Regions from separate parts of the Homo sapiens genome. Here region 2 is linked to region 1. A link is an interaction called in ENCODE POLR2A ChIA-PET data of the cell type or tissue named here. Cell type or tissue: Panc1. All regions are shown on one strand. Links, peaks and the distances in the headings refer to the core of each region. The heading gives the core; the rest is flanking DNA. Region 1 has its middle 31 kb from the start of RYR3-DT. Region 2 overlaps RYR3 (ryanodine receptor 3).

The links. Peaks named below come from ENCODE experiments on the same cell type or tissue, not always from the same donor. Only the 100,000 strongest peaks of a DNase experiment are listed, where the experiment ranks them.
Region 2: POLR2A ChIA-PET joins it to region 1 with 7 read pairs; 2 of 35 experiments call an interaction of 5 or more read pairs at or near these places.

The regions. Positions count from the first base shown.
Region 1 is chr15:33,276,692-33,282,074 of GRCh38, reverse strand. No RefSeq gene overlaps it. Among named protein-coding and RNA genes, the nearest start is that of RYR3-DT, 31 kb to the left of the region's middle. In Panc1, for the core only: no CTCF peak of the experiment used is centred there; DNase peaks (open chromatin) are centred at 3,094 and 3,279; H3K27ac peaks cover 1,195 bases.
Region 2 is chr15:33,703,022-33,708,404 of GRCh38, reverse strand. It overlaps RYR3 (ryanodine receptor 3), which reads right to left. Exons shown (of 104, transcript NM_001036.6): 43 at 1,351-1,486. Among named protein-coding and RNA genes, the nearest start is that of CHRM5, 260 kb to the left of the region's middle. In Panc1, for the core only: no CTCF peak of the experiment used is centred there; no DNase peak of the experiment used is centred there.

The sequences.
Region 1 (5,383 bases), core at 197-5,196:
TGGGTCGCTGTTTTCTCACCTGCAAGCAAGAGAGGTGAGTAAGAGGGTCTCTAATCTTCTATCATCAGCCAGCTTCAGTCAAGCTGGTAAGGGAAAATTGAAACCTACAACTAGATTGAGCAAGGGCAACTGCAGCTCATAGGAGACAACTCGGTACTGTCAATCCAGATAAGGAGGCAGATAACTTTTTGGCACAATAAGCTTCCAAAGCTAGGTGAAAGATTAGCTCTTACACTGAGAGATGTTTCTTTTTTCACTTAAAAAATAAAAAAGGGAGGCCAGGCATGGTGGCTCACGACTGCAATCCCAGCACTTTGGGAGGCCAAGGCAGGCAGATCATTTGAGGTCTGGCATTCAAGACCAGCCTGGCCAACATGGTGAAACCCCACCTCTAACAAAAAAAAAAATACAAAAATTAGCCTGGCATGGTGGCGTGCCCCTGTAGTCCCAGCTACCGAGGAGGCTGAGGTGGGAGAATCACTTGAACCTAGGAGGACAGAGGTTGAAGTGAGCCAAGAGTGCACGACTGCACTCCAGCCTTGGCCACAGAGCGAGACCCTGTCTCAAATAAATAAATAAAAATTAAAAAGTTTTAAAAAGTGACATTAAGAGAAAAAGAGAAATATGGTGAGACATATTCTCACAGTAGTCTGCAATTCAGACCTACTCATGAGTTTTTACCTGGCTCTACCCTCAACAGTATCTAAAGTGCCTCCATCCTCCCCACTCAGCACTGGTCACTTCAACACAGGGAATGAATAGGATGCTAACAGCTCAAAGGTTTTGAAAGAGGTTGAAGAACATGCCACACACACTGCCCCCCGCTGCCCCAAGAATAACCCAAGACTTCAAGGGGGAGGAATAAATTAATCACCCATTACTGGAGCAGGAATATGGGGAAGGGGCAATGGATATTTCTTGTTGATGTCATAATACCAGTTTTATTGAAGATAGTTTAATTTTATCTTTGTAATCCTATTACCCTTGCTGGCATTTGGCTTAGAAAAGGCTAGTGACAAAATTCTGCTGATGAGACTCGGAAGAAGTCTGATGAGAGCTTTGGGGACACACAGGAGGAGATGGTCTAGCTTCCTTAAGACGGTGTCTGCATGAAAAAATGCTCATCATCACTGGCCATCAGAGAAATGCAAATCAAAACCACAATAAGATACCATCTCACACCGGTTAGAATGACGATCATTAAAAAGTCAGGAAACAGGTGCTGGAGAGGATGTGGAGAAATAGAAACACTTTTACACCGTTGGTGGGACTGTAAACTAGTTCAACCATTGTGGAAGACAGTGTGGCAATTCCTCAGGGATCTAGAACTAGAAATACCATTTGACGCAGCCATCCCATTACTGGGTATATACCCAAAGGATTATAAGTCATGCTGCTATAAAGACACGTGAACACGTATGTTTATTGCGGCACTACTCACAATAGCAAAGACTTGGAACCAACCCAAATGTCCATCAATGATAGACTGGATTAAGAAAATGTGGCACATATACACCATGGAATACTATGCAGCCATAAAAAATGATGAGTTCATGTCGTCTGTAGGGACATGGATGAAGCTGGAGACCATCATTCTCAGCAAACTATCACAAGGACAAAAAACCAACCACTGCATGTTCTCACTCATAGGTGGGAATTAAACAATGAGAACACTTGGACACAGGAAGGGGAACATCACAGACCGGGGCCTGTTGTGGGGTGGGGGGAGAGGGGAGGGATAGCATTAGGAGATATACCTAGTGTAAATGACGAGTTAATGAGTGCAGCACACCAACATGGCACATGCATACATATGTAACCAACCTGCATGTTGTGCACATGTACCCTAGAACTTAAAGTATAATTTAAAAAAAATTAAAAAAGAAAGACAGTGTCTGCACGCGACTCTTAGAACCGCTGCAGCCAACTTCCACCAGGCTGAGAGCTGAGACAGCACTAATAATAACAGACTCGAGAGATGGAACAAAATCAGGGCCTTGGTAGCATTGCTGAGCCACTGAATCAATTTAGCCTGAAGCCTCTGGACTTTCAGTTAGGGAAGGTAATACATTTCCTGATTGTTTTAGCCACTGTGAGTTGGGGAAAAGGAAGCGGTCTAGGGGAATGATTCACTGTGGGGTGAGGGGAATATTCACAGGCACAACCTAAAAGGGTGGACAGTGACGGAGGTCATGGACATGGGGTAGGGTAAGTTAGGTAGACTGGGTCCACCCAGCCCTTTGTCTCCCTTACTAAGCAAGCACACTTTGCAATCAAAGCAAAGCTAAGAGAAAGAACTTTCCTTGGGGTTTCATGTGTTTTACTTAGCCAATGTAGCAGGGTTACAAATAACTCAGACTATATACTCACATGTACAAAGAAGTTGTAGTTAATTTCCTGTAAGCCTCCACCCCCTCTAGGTACTTGCTAATTAACTTGCTAATTAGAGTTTCTGTCTCTTAGGGTTTAAACAGTCTCCTTTTGGTTAAGTAATCATATTATTCAAAGTTCAATTTCCTACGGGGCCTGGCATGATTCATACATTTTGGATGACACAGTCTCTGGGTAAATCCTCAGCCTTCAAGAGTGCTGCTTTACTATCTTTCTCCTTCCTAAGAGATGGATCAGACACCTTACAGTGTTCCTGCGGTGGGTATCCTTTGGGGGCTTGCTGCTGTAGGATGGCTCATCTGATCTATACACTTAACTGGTAACCACTGTGTTATGGCCCATCCCCTATAACCTTCTCAGATCTTGCACTGGTACTCATCTCTGGAGTCTGGGTCCCAGCTACCTGCACCTTTATAAAGACCCCTCTCATGGGAGCCTCTTCATCCTGCTGGTGCTCTGGCTCTCCCAGCACTTCCCATCACTTGAACAGGGCACATAGGCATCCTTGCAGGCAGGCTGAGGCTTTGGGGGAGCCAGGAGCACTGCCCCAGCCTCACCTGTCCCGTCAGCTCCCCCTGCTCCATGACTCTGATGCCATGTTGGACATGGAGCCAAGCAGAGTGCCACACTCCCCAGGGGGTTTCTGCCTCCTCCGGCTTCTCTTGGGAAAGCAGCCCTGAGCCTGAGGGTTGTGGATGACTCAGTGGTGACTCACTTTTATGTTCCTATGTTCCCATTAGCTCAAGGCTTGGGCTTCAGAAGGGAAGAAAATGAAGACCTTAGCCTCTAGAACTTACCTTTGGTTCCCTTGTCCTTTTCATAAACTTGAAAGTGTTGAAAATTTTAGGCTTCTCATTTTCCCATCTTTTTTCACAGGCCTCCTCCCACCTAAGACTCTAAGGTCAGTACCATCAAGCATTAATCTGTTAAAGAAAAGAGCTTTAGAATTTAGAAATACCATCTCCATCTCCATAAAGTTTGCCTTTAAAAGCTTTTAAACTTACAAAACTGGTTAAGCAAAAACCCTTAAGAATAGAAATTTAAATGACTTTTTAAGGCAGGACTACCTTTTTCTTGTGTGGTACAATGAACCTCATTTTCAACACTGTCAAGTTTGTGAAAAGGACAAGAGAACCAAAGGTAAGTTCTAGAAGCTAAGATCTTCATTTTCTTCCCTTCTGAAGCCCAAGCCTTGAGCTAATGGGAACATAGGAACATAAAACTGAGTATCAGACTATAGGAAAAAGTGACAACAAATCAACTCCATCTATCTATATCTAATATATATATATAACAATATAATATACAATTTTATGTATATATAAAAATCTATTTAATTAGTCACACTACAGAAAAATGGGGTTAGAGCAGTGGTCATAATTAATGATGGGGAATGAATGGAGACACATGGAGTTATCCCACCACCTACCGAGTTAGACAGGGTACAGTGCCTGTTCTGTCTTCTCCTCTGCAGCCCTATTGCCAGGATAGGAAATACAGGTTACATGAGCTTTTTGATCAGCTATATATCCTTCTTGAATGCTTTGATGAACTGTTATAATTGGTTTTGCAAGTTTCTATTTCTCTCCACTGTTATGCTAAGGAATTAAATTCAAAATGCTACAGATAATCTTTGAATAAATATGATTTCAATGAAAAGGGGTCCATAACCCTGTCTAATTAAACCTTTCTATTCTCTGACATCGTTTCAATAAAATATCTGATCTTCTGCAATGACTCCAATAATTGGTTACAGTTGTTCACTGAAATTCAAATTCCCTTCCCACTATCAGAGGAGAAGCAGAGCCTGCATCTGCCCCAGGACACACCAGGGCAAACACAATAGCTAGACAGAGAGAGGATTGTTGTTCTCAGCTGGGATCTGAAAAAAAAAATCCATCATCTCAAAAACCAAATACAGAAAGTGAATGTATTAATTTTTAATGAAGAAAATGTAACTAACAGGAGGGTGGATGCTTGTGTTCAGTGAGTGCAGCTTCTCCCTGAAGACAATTTTCCTGGGATACTAAATTATTATCAGAATGTTGTTTGGTGAGCATGGCATTACAGCAAGTGGAACTAGTTGGGTAAATTCTGATGCACATTGACGTTGGGGTGGATCCACTGCAGCCCCTCTAGGGCCACAGCTACCCCTGGGGTGGGCTACTTTCTCTCCTGGACATTTTGGAGATACACTGCTGTCATAAGAGTCTCTGAATCTAACTTTTCTTTCCTGTATACATTAAAACAAACATTTCCAACCTTTTCCTCCTATTTGTTTATTTCAGAAAACTTAGACAAGCAAAATACAACAAAATAAATAATACTCTCCCAGAGACAACCACTATTAAGATCCTGGACATTCTTTCAGACTTCTGTTTTCATCAGTTGTCGTTCTGACTTTTTCTGCGCTCAGTCATCCCAATCTCCATCCCCAATCAAGTGTGGGTCCCAGCCCTGGGTGAGGGCCTGGGGAAAGGGTAGAGGAGGCACTCAGAGCACACAGTTCAGCACCTTCTCAGAGGTATAATTCACATGTGCTAAAGACCATGGCAGCAGTTTGAGCAGCCAGCAGAGTGCTCCACCAGAACACGACAAACACCCTGGGAGTTTGCTTTGCCCATGTTCCCTCATAAATGAAATTTCCATCCCATATTCATGGACAGAAGAATCAATATTGTTAAAATGCCCATACTACCCAAAATGATCTACAGATTCAATGCAATTTGTAGTAAAATTTCAACATTTTTCAGAAAATACAAGAAACCCTAAAATTTGTATAGAATCACAAAAGACACCAAAACCAATGCAATTATGAGCAAGAAAAGCAAAGCTAGAAGTGTCACACATCCTAATTTCAAAATATCTTACAAAGCTACGGTAATCAAAACAGTATAGTACTGATGTGAAAGCAGACATATAGACCAATGGAACAGAATAGAAAGCCCAGAAATAAACTCACATATATGTGGTTAGTTAATCTTTGACATGG
Region 2 (5,383 bases), core at 327-5,326, 430 kb before region 1:
ACGATCCAGGTAGATGGTCTCATAAAATGACTCAAAAAGCTCTTGATCTTGACTGTGAAGGTGACCAAGATGAATAAATTGGTTCTGCCTTGATCAGATTTGTCTGCAAACAATCTATTTACATAATTTGGCGAGCTGTATAAATTCTTAATATCCATTTCATACACCCACAAATTTGCTTTACTCCTACAGTAACTCCGTGTTAATTCTGGACATGTGATAATTTGGATACAAAGTGAACCAGGCTATTAGAGGATACTCTAAAACTGCCCTCAAGAGAAGAAAATGGAGGTTAGCAAAGCTGGTGATAAACAAGAAGGATGCAGTGATGAATACGCAGAGAGAAGCAGAGAGAGTTGATTAGGAAGTTGGCTGGGTGGGTTCCAGGGATAACAAGCAACCACCTCAAGGCCTGCAATCTAACCAGGACAAGGAGAAAAGAAACCATTTAAATATTAAGACTATAGTATAGTACAGTGAAGAAAAGTAAGCAGGTGAAATGGGAGGGTAGAGAGACAACAAGAAAAGCACACGGGAATATAATGATCACATTATATCAACATATTTTGAGACAAATTCTTAGAACAACTGGCATGATTGTGTGTTAGCTGCAATCTCTCTTTGAGATCACCTAACCTGCTTAGTGCAATTTGTTAGCCTGGAACCCCAAACTGAGAGAACAGAGAGGGACTATAACTATAATGTCAATACAAATGAATTAGTATTATAACAAAAATTCTTAGGAGGCAAGGCTCATTTTCAAGAAAGTACCCCACTTATTTACATAATATTCAGCATATTATTCCAGAGCAACTAAAGAATTCTGGTTGTGTTGGAATTCACTATAAATGGGAGGTAGATTGTATTATGACAAATAATATTTAGGGTTGTTATAGCAATTTTTTTCTCCTGGGAGTTTACTTATCTTTTACAGCTACTCAGTTATACTTGATTTTATTCATTCATCCATCCATCCATCCAACAGTCCAGGGATCTAGATGTACATGTGCATTTAGCTCTGTGAAACAGGTGAGGTATTAATGATGATATTCATAAGGCCCCCTTTTACAGTGCAGAGAGATGACCTCTCTGCGGTGAGTTTCTTGCTGGACCTGGGACTAATGCTCAGTGCTCTGTTCACTGGACTCTACTCTTTATCCTTGTCTGGCCTGATTCTGAGATTTCTCTTGCCAGCCACCAAACACCTGTGATTCTCCCTAAGATTTCTCTTGCCAGCCACCAACCCCCTATTTTCAGATAAGAAGCAATGGAAAGGATATCCTTTTCCTTGTAGGTATCCACGATCATGCTATTCTGGGTATAAGAGGTATGGAAAAATGTGGGACTCACTGTTCACGAAGACAGCAAACCTCAGGAAGGACAGGTAGCGTTCCCCTTCAATGGGGTTCCAGCCGACATCAGGGTATCCTTTGGCCAGAAGCATGGGGCAGCTCTGTAGGCCACAGCCTGCCAAGTAGGTCACCACCTGCCAGAAACAGTACAAAAGTGTTCTTTCGCACGCATTAGGATGGCTATTAAAAAACACACCTCAAAAAATAACAAGTGTTGGTTGAGGATGTAGAGAAGTTGGAACTCTTGTGCATTGCTGGTGAGAATGTAAAATGGTACAGCCACTGTGGAAAACAGTACTACAGATCCTCAGAAAATTAAAAACAGAATTGCTATATGATCCAGCAATTTCACTTCTGGGTATATACCCCCAAATAATTGAAAGCTAAAATGTGGAAGCAACCCACGTGGCCACTGATGGATGAATGAATGAATAAGCAAAACGTGATATATACGTACAATGGGATATTCAGCCTTAAACAGGAACAGAATCTTGATACATGCTACAACGTGAAGAACATTGAGGACATTCGCTAAGTGAAATAAGCCAGTCACAAAAAGACAAATACCGTATCGTTCCATTCATAGGAGGTAATTTGAGTAGTAAAACCCATAAAGACAGAAAGTAGAATGGTGGTTGCCAGGGACTTGGGGGAGGGGAGGGAAGAATGGAAAGTTATTGTTAAGTGGGTCTAGAATTTCAGTTTTACAAGATGAAAAGAGTTATGGAGATAGATGGTGGTGACAGTTCAACAACATTACAAAAGTATTGAATACTACACATACAGTTAAAAATGATCAAGATAGTAAATTATATATTTTGTGTATTTTAACACAATAAAATTTAAAAATAAATCTTACACGTATGTAAGAAACAAACAAAGAAAGAACTGCTCAAGTTTTTATTTTTTTTTTTATAAGATAGCTGTGAGGCCTGTGAAATTCTAAGAACTGAAAGGCTTCCATTTCCCTGGAGGCTAGAAAGAGCCTCCAATTCATTTTTTGTTTCCAAGTGATTAACAAGATTGATTATCATTGTTATGTAGGAACACACCATGTACTGTCAGTTCCTGGTTTTTCCAGTTCTGGCAAGAGGGAGCTGTCATTTAAAAATAAGCCTAGCTAGCGTACATCTGGGGAGACAACAGTGCAGGAAAAGAAGGGCCCACTGGGGGCGGGCCATGTTCACTTGGCCATGGTATTGCAAGGCTACAATATTCAGTCACTGACTGACCCAGAGTGGGCCCTTGAGTAATCAGGGGTGTCTACTCTCGTTCTGCATCCACAACAGCTGTCCAAAGTCAAAAGCCAAGATGTTGAGGTTGGGATGGCCAGAAAAAGAGATCCCCATCCATTAAGGACTGGGACTGGTGGTGGTCTCTTTGCTTCCAGGTTACCAGACACTTATCACGAGATCTCTGTGCTAGGATCTTACAGAAGATTTTAGATTCTGTTCTACTTTTCAGCAGCTTTCAGGCAAAAAGCCTGGCAAATATACCTTTGATTAAAACGCAGTTGCTATTCTAATTTCACCTTTGATATCTTATGTATACACAGAGAAGAGGAGAATCCACAGTGCTCCAAAATCCTCAAAGTCAGAGATGGTGTTTTTTAAGATTTTTTTTAACCTCCAGGGCCTAGCACATAGTAGCTGTTCAATAAATGTTTGTTCAATGAATCACTTACTTGCTGATGTCAAATATTCTATTTTGCAAGTATAATAAAAATAAGGCCAAACTCAGCAAGAATCTATCACCACACTTTTTCCTTCTTAAACCAGTAAAGATAATATTCTGCTTAGAGTTCAGATTTGATTTTGTCTTTAAAATGTCAGGGAAGCATCAATAAGGGCCAGAATTGGGCAGAGTTTTCAAGATTGCAGGTGCAGACATTTCACAGGCTGCTATAATTGCCCATATGAGAGAGAGAGAGAGAGAGAGAGAGAGAGAGAGAAAGAGTGTGTGTGCATGTGTGTGTGCATATGCGTGTGTGTATGTGTTGGGGTAGGGCTACTGTTCAATCCTAAATGATCTAATTTCTGGCGTGATCAATAGAAGGAAGAAACTCCAGCATACCAGTCCTTTGCTGTTCTTTCCTGTGAACCAAACTTGGGTAATTTCCTGACATTGGGCTGAATAAAGTCTATAGCAGTGTGCTAAGCCACCCCAACTACTTGAAAACGGTGTGGCAAACCTCATCCCCTTTACAGATTTCCCAAAGCGCCCATTTCTTCCCTCTCCAGCTTGCTGGCCTGCGTTAATCACATCTGACTTCTTCCAATGGAGGCTCCATGTCTTTGCTGAGCAACACTGTTTCAAAAGATGAACTGAGGCTGAGAATAGGATATGGAGTTCAAAACCTTGTGGCATTGCCTTGTCCAAAAAGACCCATTCAGCTGCTTTTCACACAAGCATCGGTTATCGTCATACCACCTAAAACACTGAGCTATTTATTGTCATCTAAATGTACGAATAACAGAGTTTGGCTGAGGTCTCTCCCTCTAGATGCAGAGACCATGAATAGACACAGCATTTATGGAAGCTCTCACGACAGGTGGCATGGTGCTTGAGTCTTGTGTGTATGCAGGAGGTGGCTGGTACCCTTCACAACACAGGCCTACAGAGCCTGGAGGAGCAACTTCTAACATTTCCCTCTGGTCTGGTCATTTTCACTTACTCCGTTTGCAGCTGGGATTGCTTATTAAAGTTAACCGTAAGTTATATTGACTGGGACTTCTTTCAGCAGATTTTTTTCTTTCTTTTTTTTTTTTTTTGAGACGGAGTCTCGCTCTGTCACCCAGGCTCCCAGGCTGGAGTGCAGTGGCATGATCTCGGCTCACTGCAACCTCTGCCTCCCGGGATCAAACAATTCTCCTGCCTCAGCCTCCTGAGTAGCTGGGACTATAGGCACCAACCACCATGCCTGGCTAACTTTTGTATTTCTTTTTAGTAGAGATGGGGTTTTGCTATGTTGGCCAGACTGGTCTTGAACTCCTGACCTCAAATGATTCACCTGCCTCGGCCTCCTGAAGTGCTGGGATTACAGGCGTGAGCCACCATGACTGCCCTCTTTTAACAGAATGTTAAAAAGCAAGGTTCTTCTATTATGGTATTATTATGGTATTGGGTTGTTTGATAAACATCATATTTGATAAGGCCAGTAAATAGATTCTTTCCTTGATTCCTGCTTTTAACTTAATGATTTATAAGGGACCCAATGAAGTCCATTGGAAATACTGATTGAATCTGACAAAATAAAAAAAAATGCTTTCACTTAAATTTGTCGCCTCAAAATATTATTGTAAAAATGTCTGATATTTCAAAATACTTTAAAGAACAAAATAAAATGACCAACTCAAAGACAAACCCCTCTGTCATGGGCTAAATTGTCTCCCGCAAATTTCATGTGGAAGCCCTAACCCTCAATATCCCAGAATGTTTCTGTATTTGGATATAGGGGCTGTAAAGAGGTGATTAAGTTAAACTGAGTTGTTGGGGTCATGTCCTTCAAGAGGAGGAAATCTGGACACACAGAGAGATAGCAAGGATACGTGCACACAAAGAAAAGACTACGTGAGGACACAGCAAAACAGTGGCCATCTGCAAGCCAGGAGGTGAAGCCTCAGAAGAAACCAAACCTGCGCACACCTCGATCTTGGACTTCCAGCTTCCAGAACTGTGAGAAAATAAATTTCCGATGTTTATGTCACCCAACCTGTGGTACTTTGTTATGGCAGCCCCAGCAAAGTAATATCCTCTCTGACTACAAGGAAAGTTCCTCCCATTAGAAATATGCTGCACAAACACGGGCGTTTTGTCTGTCTGGTTCATGATAGGCCCTCAGTAATTATCAGTTGAATGCATTTGAAATAGAATTTACTAACTGAAAAATGTCAACGAATTATTGGTGGGTAATTATCATCTCATCTTAATAGATCAGACATGGTTTTGCAGCTTGGCCAATGATTCTCTGCCAAGGCCTGAAACAGCAGAATCTTCGTGAGTGGTAAATCTGTGTTCTGTGTGGCTGCCTC